Linked DNA regions of Homo sapiens: region 2 is linked to region 1. Evidence: chromatin contacts called from ENCODE Hi-C data. All regions are on one chromosome and are shown on one strand. The core of a region is the stretch at or near the end of the contact, and the rest is flanking DNA. Distances in the headings are between cores, read along the strand shown. Region 1 overlaps KIAA1549. Region 2 holds the start of UBN2 (ubinuclein 2).

Region 1 (4,079 bases), core at 777-3,276:
TCCATCTATATAATTCTCAAATGTCCATCTGTCAAGCCTTTTTCAGATGCCTGAGAAAATTGATATTGGATGCCACTTATTCACAGCTGATGATAAAAATCCTAACAGGAGCGATTTCCAATTTTATGGGGTTGCTTTTACCCCAGCAGCACTTCATTTAACTACATACAAGGTGCCTCTAAGCGAAAGAAAACAGATATACTAAACAGTCATTTAATCATCACCTCCATCATTTAATAAACCTTGCTGAAATCCTTTTTGGTATACTTCCCATTAAGAAAGTGAATGCCTCTAATGACTGGGCAACTGTTTTGTTTTGTTTTTAACAAATTAGGTGGTTTGCTTTACCAAAACTGGAAAAGGAGCTACAGATGGCCTCCCCTAAGTGGAGGTCTCCAAAGTCAACAACGTAAAAATACAAACAGTATTGCCTCTATAGGGCGGTCTACGTAGCCCAAGCCTAGGCACCTAAATGTCTTCCCTCACGTACACTCAGGGCCCATGTAGGAAAGAAACATGACAGTATTCATGAAAATGCTTCATAAATGCCAAAGTACCCTACAAATGATGCTGACAGCATTATTATTACTGTTGATTGATGAAACATCGAGCAGTTAATATACAGCTAAGAATTCTAAGGCATCAGAGTTATAAATAAGAATTTAGATACAATATTTTGTTAAGTCAACAACAAGATGCGACACAGGGTCCCTCAAGAAATAGCTGATGACCAGATGAATTTCAAAACGCTCAACTGAAGTACCAAACTGACTGGTTTTTTTCTGGGTAACCAAGAAAACGGCACGTGTCATAAATGAAATATACAAGTCCTCTTGGCTTACTGTTGATTCTGACCAAAGTCTTTAAATACATCCATTAGATCCTTGCACTTCTCACAAACTGAGTGAGTCATCACCTTCTATACCAATAGAAATTTGGCAACCAGTCTGTGCGTATTATGCACAAAACAAAAGCCATCTACACACAGAAGGAAAACCTAGAGGGAACACTGCCCCTCCTCCCTTAGATAATTACCTTCTTTTGTCTCATCTCTACTTGCCAGATCACTTTTTCTAGTTTCTCCACTTCTTTTAAAATAGAACCTAGAGTTCAGTCTGGCTGGTATACAATGTCTCCAGCTCCCTCCCACATGCAGCATAGGTTTAATCAGTATTTTATAAAAGAAGAATCAAGATTAATGAGAGTGTTCAATATTCATATTAGGACCGAGTTATTTCTGAAGAAGGATGGCTCTTTTGTTCTTTCTCTCTTTAACATATCACAGAGGGAACAGGCCACAGTGTCTGTGCCCCACCGGAATACGTCACCAACAAGCCCAGGAGACTGACTGGTGGGCAGGTCAGCCAAGTAATGAGAGAGACGCCTGATGAATGTGAACACGTGGGCCATAAATACAGTACAGCCCAGGTGGCACAAAACGCAGTGAAGCCCACAGTATTCGGGTTAGCCTGAGCCCCTGGGAAGGAGTTGAGATGACAATAGAAACACAGAGCAAATCCCAAAAGTGTCTGAACAAAAATTTGCCATCATGTAGCGAGTGCCATTGAAAGCATTTATTACCTGATTGATGTCATTTGTGAAACGTCACCACAACCACCATGCTGCTTCCATTTAGGAAGTGGAGACAAGGCAAAGTTATTGCCATCTGTTTGTCTTCAGTGCAGCCCCACACGGGCACTCCCGTAACCCTGTGGTCCCGGAGTTTGGGAGAGCAGGGCTCCCAGATTCTCCCACCCACAGGTGACACCCGGCACGGTCAGCCAGCTGTGGGTGAACTGAGACCACCTACACGTTAGGTGTGACAGGCGACCTTTGCAGAGAATCAAACAGCAACCATAGGGAATGAGCTGACCTTGGCTGAGATGGAACGATATGCTCACAGAGCCTCTTTTCAATTCACTGTCCATACTGCCTCCCAAAGGGATCGTTCCAAAAGCAAATGTGTTCAAGCTGCTCTCCCTGCTGAAAACCTTTCAATGCTTGCCCACTGCTTACAGCATAATTTGCAATCCCTTCTATGTCCTGAAAACCCCCCAGGGCCTGGCTCTCTGCCACCTGGCTTTCGGCTGTGCCCTTTTTTATGACCTTTGCTCTAGCTTCCTGAGCTGCCCTCCGCTCCCCCACTGGGCCCGCCTTCATCTCCACCGTGAAGCTTCAGCCCTGGTGTCACCTCCTTGAAGAAGGTAGAAGTACCCCACCACTGCAAATGGGGTGCCCCCCTCCTCTGTGTTCTCCAGACATCCTTATACTCCTGGATGTCTGCTTTCGGATGGCTCGTCCTTCTCCCTTGCTAAAGCCCTGGAATGCAGAGATCGCGTGCTATTTGTGTTGGTAACTGAGCCGGATCTGGTGTGGCTCACAGCAAATGCTCAATGTTTGGTGAGTGACACCCAGTGCCTGAGGCAGCTCCAGCCGGTTGCCCAAAGTGCTGCCCTTTAGAAGCAACCAAGGGCAGTCAGGAGCTCTGGTCTGACACCAGTAACGAGGTGTGGACTATCCCCCATCAGAAGGAATAAGTTTCCATGAGGCCAGTGGCATCCAGCCAATGCCATTCATGATGAAGAGGATCCGGGCTGGAGTTTTTTAGGCAACAGTAACAAATGATGACTTGAGTCTACAGATAGAGAATACAGATAAAAGAAAGCATGGGGTTTTCTTCTTTATTACTGAAAATAAGCAAAGGCTGTGCCTCAAAACAAGACAGAATGGCCTCTCCCTCCTATCATATTTCAAAATTAATCTACTCCCAGACAATCTGAAGAGGTTTCCTTCTCGTTACGAGGGGAAGGGGGGTGCAGATTTTAGGTCAGCAGATTTATTGTTTCCAGATGTTTGCAGCTCTGGGATTTGCTGAAGGATTTCCGAGAGTATGGTGAGGCGCATCAGGAGGTGGGGAGAGCAGAACGGAGAGAGAGACAACAGCCACATGAGCAGGAGACAGAGCTCTTGAAGTCATAGGGGAGGGTGACATCTCTGCACATTACCCTGAGGACGAGGCTAGAGGCCCTTTGCTATGGCCACATGACCTTAAAAGAAACACGTATGAACTAAAGACATTTGTTTTTAAACTAAATGAAGAGATCATTTTCCCATTTTAAACACACGACAAAATCTATAGGGTGGGTTCCTGTGCCAGCAAAACACGACTGAGCTTCTGCAACACTGGCAAGGCTTTGCCCTCCTAACAGTGTCAGAAGACAGTTATTCTTTTGGGGAATCCTCCCTGCAGGACCTTTTCTGTAAACCTGTTGTCAGGATGTATGGGCAGGTCTTTGCAGCCCTGAAGGAAAAAGAGCAGCTCTAAGGGCTGGAAGTTCCATCTGAAACTCTGTCCATTTGATTTACAGCCACATCTGGGACTTGAAAATGTTTAGGAAGTAAAAGTGAGAGAAGGAGAAAGCTTGGGGAATATTCCATTTTGACCCCAAGAGACGCTGTGCTCTGATAATTTACTGAAGTTACAGATAATAGATGGACTTCCATGGCAGTGTATACGTTAGGAAATGTGGCCCATAAAAGACCTAAATACATAACCGTCTACACTGGTTAACTCCCTCTGTAACAACACTCTTCAACAGAACAAAAACATTTCCAAACCTATTGTTGATCTTATTACAGTGAAATTCACACTATGAATCATTTAGTATACCCAGCACTTTTTTTCCAGGTTTCCCCATGCCATTCACCAGTATAACAAGAACAACAAAAGAACCTTAGCAGACTGTGTAAATAATAAACAAAGATAGGCAACAAACATAACATTAATGTATAAAATGCTTTTCATGTACTTGATAGCCATAAGCTTGCAATTTAATAAATACTTTGCATTTTTTTGTTAATTCATATGAAAAGACAAATACTCTTTCTTTGCTTTTACAAAAGTAAAATAAATTTTAAAGTAATGCATATTTTTTTTCCATTCGACAGGTCTAGGTTTGTAATATGCAGAATTTTTCATACCCAAGACAACCAAAATAAAGTTTAAAAATAAATAGGGCAATCTTTTATTCTTTGTTTTTTGACTTTTGCTTGTTTTTATCAAGCTTTTAAAGCAGGAT
Region 2 (4,079 bases), core at 702-3,201, 340 kb after region 1:
TATTACAGCTTAGTACTTCATTTACACAGAGAAATGATTGTCGGGTATGCAATTTATCATGATGTCAGACTAAGATTAAAGAAGAATTTATTACTATGCAGAACATGCATACGCATTATTACTATTCATGACTGCCTATATATCTGAACTAGGGTTTTCAATTTTGATCAGTTTAGAAGAAGAAAAAGATCAGGCACCACAGTGGATCAGATGTTCATGTACCACTGTCCTAATGAATTCTGGAGTGCAATAAACCTATGATCAGGCAAGAACTTCCATGGCATTAAATAAAATCTTTCCTAATTTGCTTCTATATGATGTTAACATTTTTTTCTACACTGTATTATAAAATATTTTATATTAAATTAACTCTGTTGCGTCTGTTGCTTTTACTTTATCCTAAGCAGTAGGTAAGTATTGTGAAACTTATATTTCACATATGCACATATGTGTTATGTATATATGGGTGTATATTCTAGGTTACAGTGTAAAATGTCTTACTGTGGGTTATGGATCAAAAAGTTGGAAAACTCAGTGGGTGAGAAGTTAGAAGATAATGTTGGATAAGTAACACACCTGTAGAAGGATTTGGCCCACAGACCACCAGTTTGCAGTCTCTGAGCTAAATTGTGGAGGATATTGAATATGAGTATACATACATAGAACTCAGTTTGTAGGTAAGTTGCAGCCAGAACAGAGAACGATATAATAAAAACTCTTTTAGAGACATTAATATGACCCCGTCTCAAGACTGGTGGGAACAGAGACTGAAGGCAGAAAGGTCATTTAAGTATCACTAAGGCAATCTAAAAATGAGACCCGAATTCAGAATCAGAAAAGGAGCAATAGGGAAGGAGATAATGTAGGTAAAACATGGCGCCGAGTAGAAAAGATAGGGTTTTAGAGCTGGGAGAGACCTTTGGAATCATAGATTTCATCACCATCTTCGTCCAAGTAGGGAAAGTAATAACAGGAGAGGAAAAAACGGAACCCTCTCAGAATTTGTCAATGACGTCACACTGACTTAATAAAAGAGCTTTCAATAGTTAATGCAATTAACAGAAGGCTTGGATTCCCTTCAGGATGTGAAGGGCGAGCCCTCAAATTTACTTTTTATTCAATGGATTAAAATGGCCAGTAATTCTTATCCTTTTAAACCCGACTTCCAATTAATTAATTACAAGTGAGCCTATGGGGCGTGCCCAATCAATTCCTTCCCCATCCTGAAATGGGTCCTTTAGCATTCTCATAAACAGTACGTTTCCTGAAATACCACTAAACCCTCTTAAGAAGTTTTCTATGATTTCAGCAGTTTAGGCCTTCTGAATGAGCCCAGAACTCCTCATCTGCTTGTTAATTTTCCAACTGCAAAGCGTTATTGAACATTTAATGACCCTGCCCCACGCAACGCCCACTGCGGCCGGGCGAGGGAAACCGGAGTAGGTCGAGGAAGGGGAGGCCTGCGCTTTCGGGAGGGAAGCCGCTGGGGCTAGTCTGGCTGAAGCTGGGCACTTCCTTTTTTCCCTCGATACTTAAGGCTACGGGGACACAGGGCGGGCAGGCACAACGGCTGGCGCGTCTCTCTACCCTTGCCCAGAGTCCGCCTTGAATAATCAGCTAACAACCCCAATTCCCTTGAACCCAGCACGGGAGACCCGGCGCCAATGGCTAGGTCGGTCTCAGTCCCATCCCGATGCTAGCCCCGGGAAGCTCCTGGAGCGCCTCTGGTTTCCGGGTGCGAATAGTAAACTGCTCGGGAAACCCCAGAACCCTCCCTTTGAGGAAGGGTGCAGACGGCGTCTCCGTTTCCACGGAAACAGGCCGAGCCATGTCGTCACTTCCGCCGACCTGTCTGGACTCCAGACTGTTGGGAGGAAAAGAGGAAAACTGAGCAACAGCCACGACAGTGGACGCGAGCGTCTCCTCTGTGCGCATGCGCCCGCTCAGCGGCCTGCTTCTATTTATGTGGGGGATCCAACATGGCGGCCGCGGCGACCCTGGCGATGGCGGTGAAGCCCATCAGAACGTAGTAGCGGGGAAGGGGACACGGTCCGCACTCACCGTGGCGCCGGCGGAGACGGCTGAGGGTGGTGGAGGGAAGAAAAGCGACAGAGAGCAAGAGGAAGGGCGGGCAGGCACGCAGCGCGCCGTAGAAGCGAGCGCCGGCTCGAGCAAAAGCGGAGGGCCAGAACAGTGGGGATGGCGGAGCCGCGCAGAGTAGCGTTCATTAGCTTGTCACCGGTGCGGCGGCGCGAGGCCGAGTACCCGGGGCCCGAGCGTGAGCCCGAGTACCCCCGCGAGCCCCCCCGGCTGGAGCCGCAGCCGTACCGCGAGCCGGCCCGGGCGGAGCCGCCGGCCCCGCGGGAGCCTGCCCCCCGCTCGGACGCGCAGCCCCCGTCGCGGGAGAAGCCGCTCCCCCAGCGCGAGGTCAGCCGCGCCGAGCCGCCCATGTCGCTGCAGCGGGAGCCCCCGCGGCCCGAGCCGCCGCCGCCGTTCCCGCCGCTGCCCTTGCAGCCGCCCCCGCCGCGGGAGTCGGCTTCCCGGGCTGAGCAGCCGCCGCGGCCGCCGAGGGAGACGGTGCGCCTGGAGCTGGTGCTTAAGGACCCCACCGACGAGAGCTGCGTGGAGTTCAGTTACCCGGAGCTGCTGCTGTGCGGAGAACAACGGGTACAGAAGATTCTTCCCTCCTGCCCCAGACCCCGGGAGCCTCAGGACCCGCCGCCTTCCCCAGCTGGTTTGCACCTTGGGACGCCCACCGAGCGCGTCCGGGTCGCCCCGAGGGTGGGGTGCGGGGGGCCGGGGCCGAGCGGGTGGACGGGGCGGTGAGCGCTGCTTTCTCCACTCCCCAGGGTGGCCGAGGCTCTCACCCGGCTGCGCCGAATCCCCAAACCCCCGGCACTCGCTCCCAACGCCGCGCCGAGCTCGTTTTCTTGTGCACCTTTCGGAACCTCAGATTTTCCTTCTTTCCTTTCTGCTCCCCACACAAAATCCTGGGGCCCTGCAGGCCGTGTGGCTGGGTTCTCCCTGTGGCGCTACAGCTGTCGTTCCAGTAGAAAGGAAGAGAAAACCTTGGGGGACACGCCCCCCAGTCTGAAGCAGAGATTGTGTAACCCCTCTCGTATCATCCTCATCCTCATCACTGTTTGTTTTGCTGGGCGCCGTGGCTGCTGAGGTGTGCTTGCGTGCCTGTGATATTTTTCTTAATCGAAGGGAATTTAAGAATAATTAAAGGTTTTCAGAGACTAAGGATCCCACTTTAGGAATGGAGAAGTGGGTTAGTTAATCTGGTTACTAATTTTTCTCTCGTGTTGGTATTGGAAAACCTTTTTAGCTTTCCTTTTTTGTGGAGTTCGTTCATATTGTAATTGAATGGGAAGGTGTCTCCTGTTTTATTTGACACCTACCCGTCATATTATTTAAGTGTACTATCATTAGTTTATAGAAGGATATTGTATTCAGCCTTTGTAATTTTCGGAGGATGATGAAAAAAATGTCAGCTTTGAATTTTTTAAAATAATTGAAAATATATAGGTATGCTTTTGATGTAAGAGGTGAACAATGGAGAAAGGATAGGGGTTATGTTCGTAATTGTAATTTTTATTGTTGTGGGTTGGTGGATCTTCAGAAGTAAGTTAGAAAAGGAAATGATAGATTAACAGTAAGGAAAGAGAACAGTTTTCTCTGTTGCTTAGCAATTATACCCGTTATTAGGTTTTGCTTTAGCTTGAGTCTAATGGACTCCAGAAGTCCCTTGTTTTGTTTTCATCTTCAACTACCTTTATGGTCAAAATGACTGACTGCTTAGTCACAAAGTATCATGTTGAACAATTTCACTAGGTTTTGTTTACTTCATGGCCAGCTAATGTTTTGATCATTATTTAGAAATGTTATGTGGTCAAATCATTACAAAATGTTTTCAACCAAAATGAATTGTTTAAAGGTAGAGATCATTTTGGTCACTTCCACCTAACATTTTGCTCGTCAGACTCACTTGAATGCCCCTTCTTTATAAATCTGAGGTCACTTTTTTCCCAAAAGAATATTAAAAATATTGGATTGGAGCATTTTTCAAACATTGT

Evidence for each region. Hi-C counts contacts between places; a loop is a spot of excess contacts on that map. Pooled maps may share reads with other maps.
Region 2: a loop to region 1 is called in a map of PC-9, with 6 times the contacts of the local background. The contact joins the promoter of UBN2 here to the enhancer-like site in region 1. A Hi-C loop is called at or near these places in 4 of 168 maps with a recorded cell type or tissue (PC-9, chondrocyte, endothelial cell of umbilical vein and 1 more), 3 of 37 single-sample maps with no recorded cell type and 14 of 50 pooled maps.

What each region holds. Positions count from the first base shown.
Region 1 is chr7:138,888,830-138,892,908 of GRCh38, forward strand. The region is part of intron 10 of KIAA1549; the gene reads right to left. Among named protein-coding and RNA genes, the nearest start is that of KIAA1549, 91 kb to the right of the region's middle. Within about 2 kb of position 2,027, at least 7 of the 41 ENCODE cell types and tissues checked have a DNase peak (open chromatin) inside an H3K27ac peak, as active enhancers do; they include PC-9, where a contact is called at or near this core.
Region 2 is chr7:139,229,286-139,233,364 of GRCh38, forward strand. It overlaps UBN2 (ubinuclein 2), which reads left to right and starts at 1,952. Exons shown (of 18, transcript NM_173569.4): 1 at 1,952-2,667. The coding sequence starts at 2,200. RefSeq lists enhancers at 1,733-1,892, 1,973-2,112 and silencers at 2,283-2,532, 2,743-2,962, 2,909-3,168.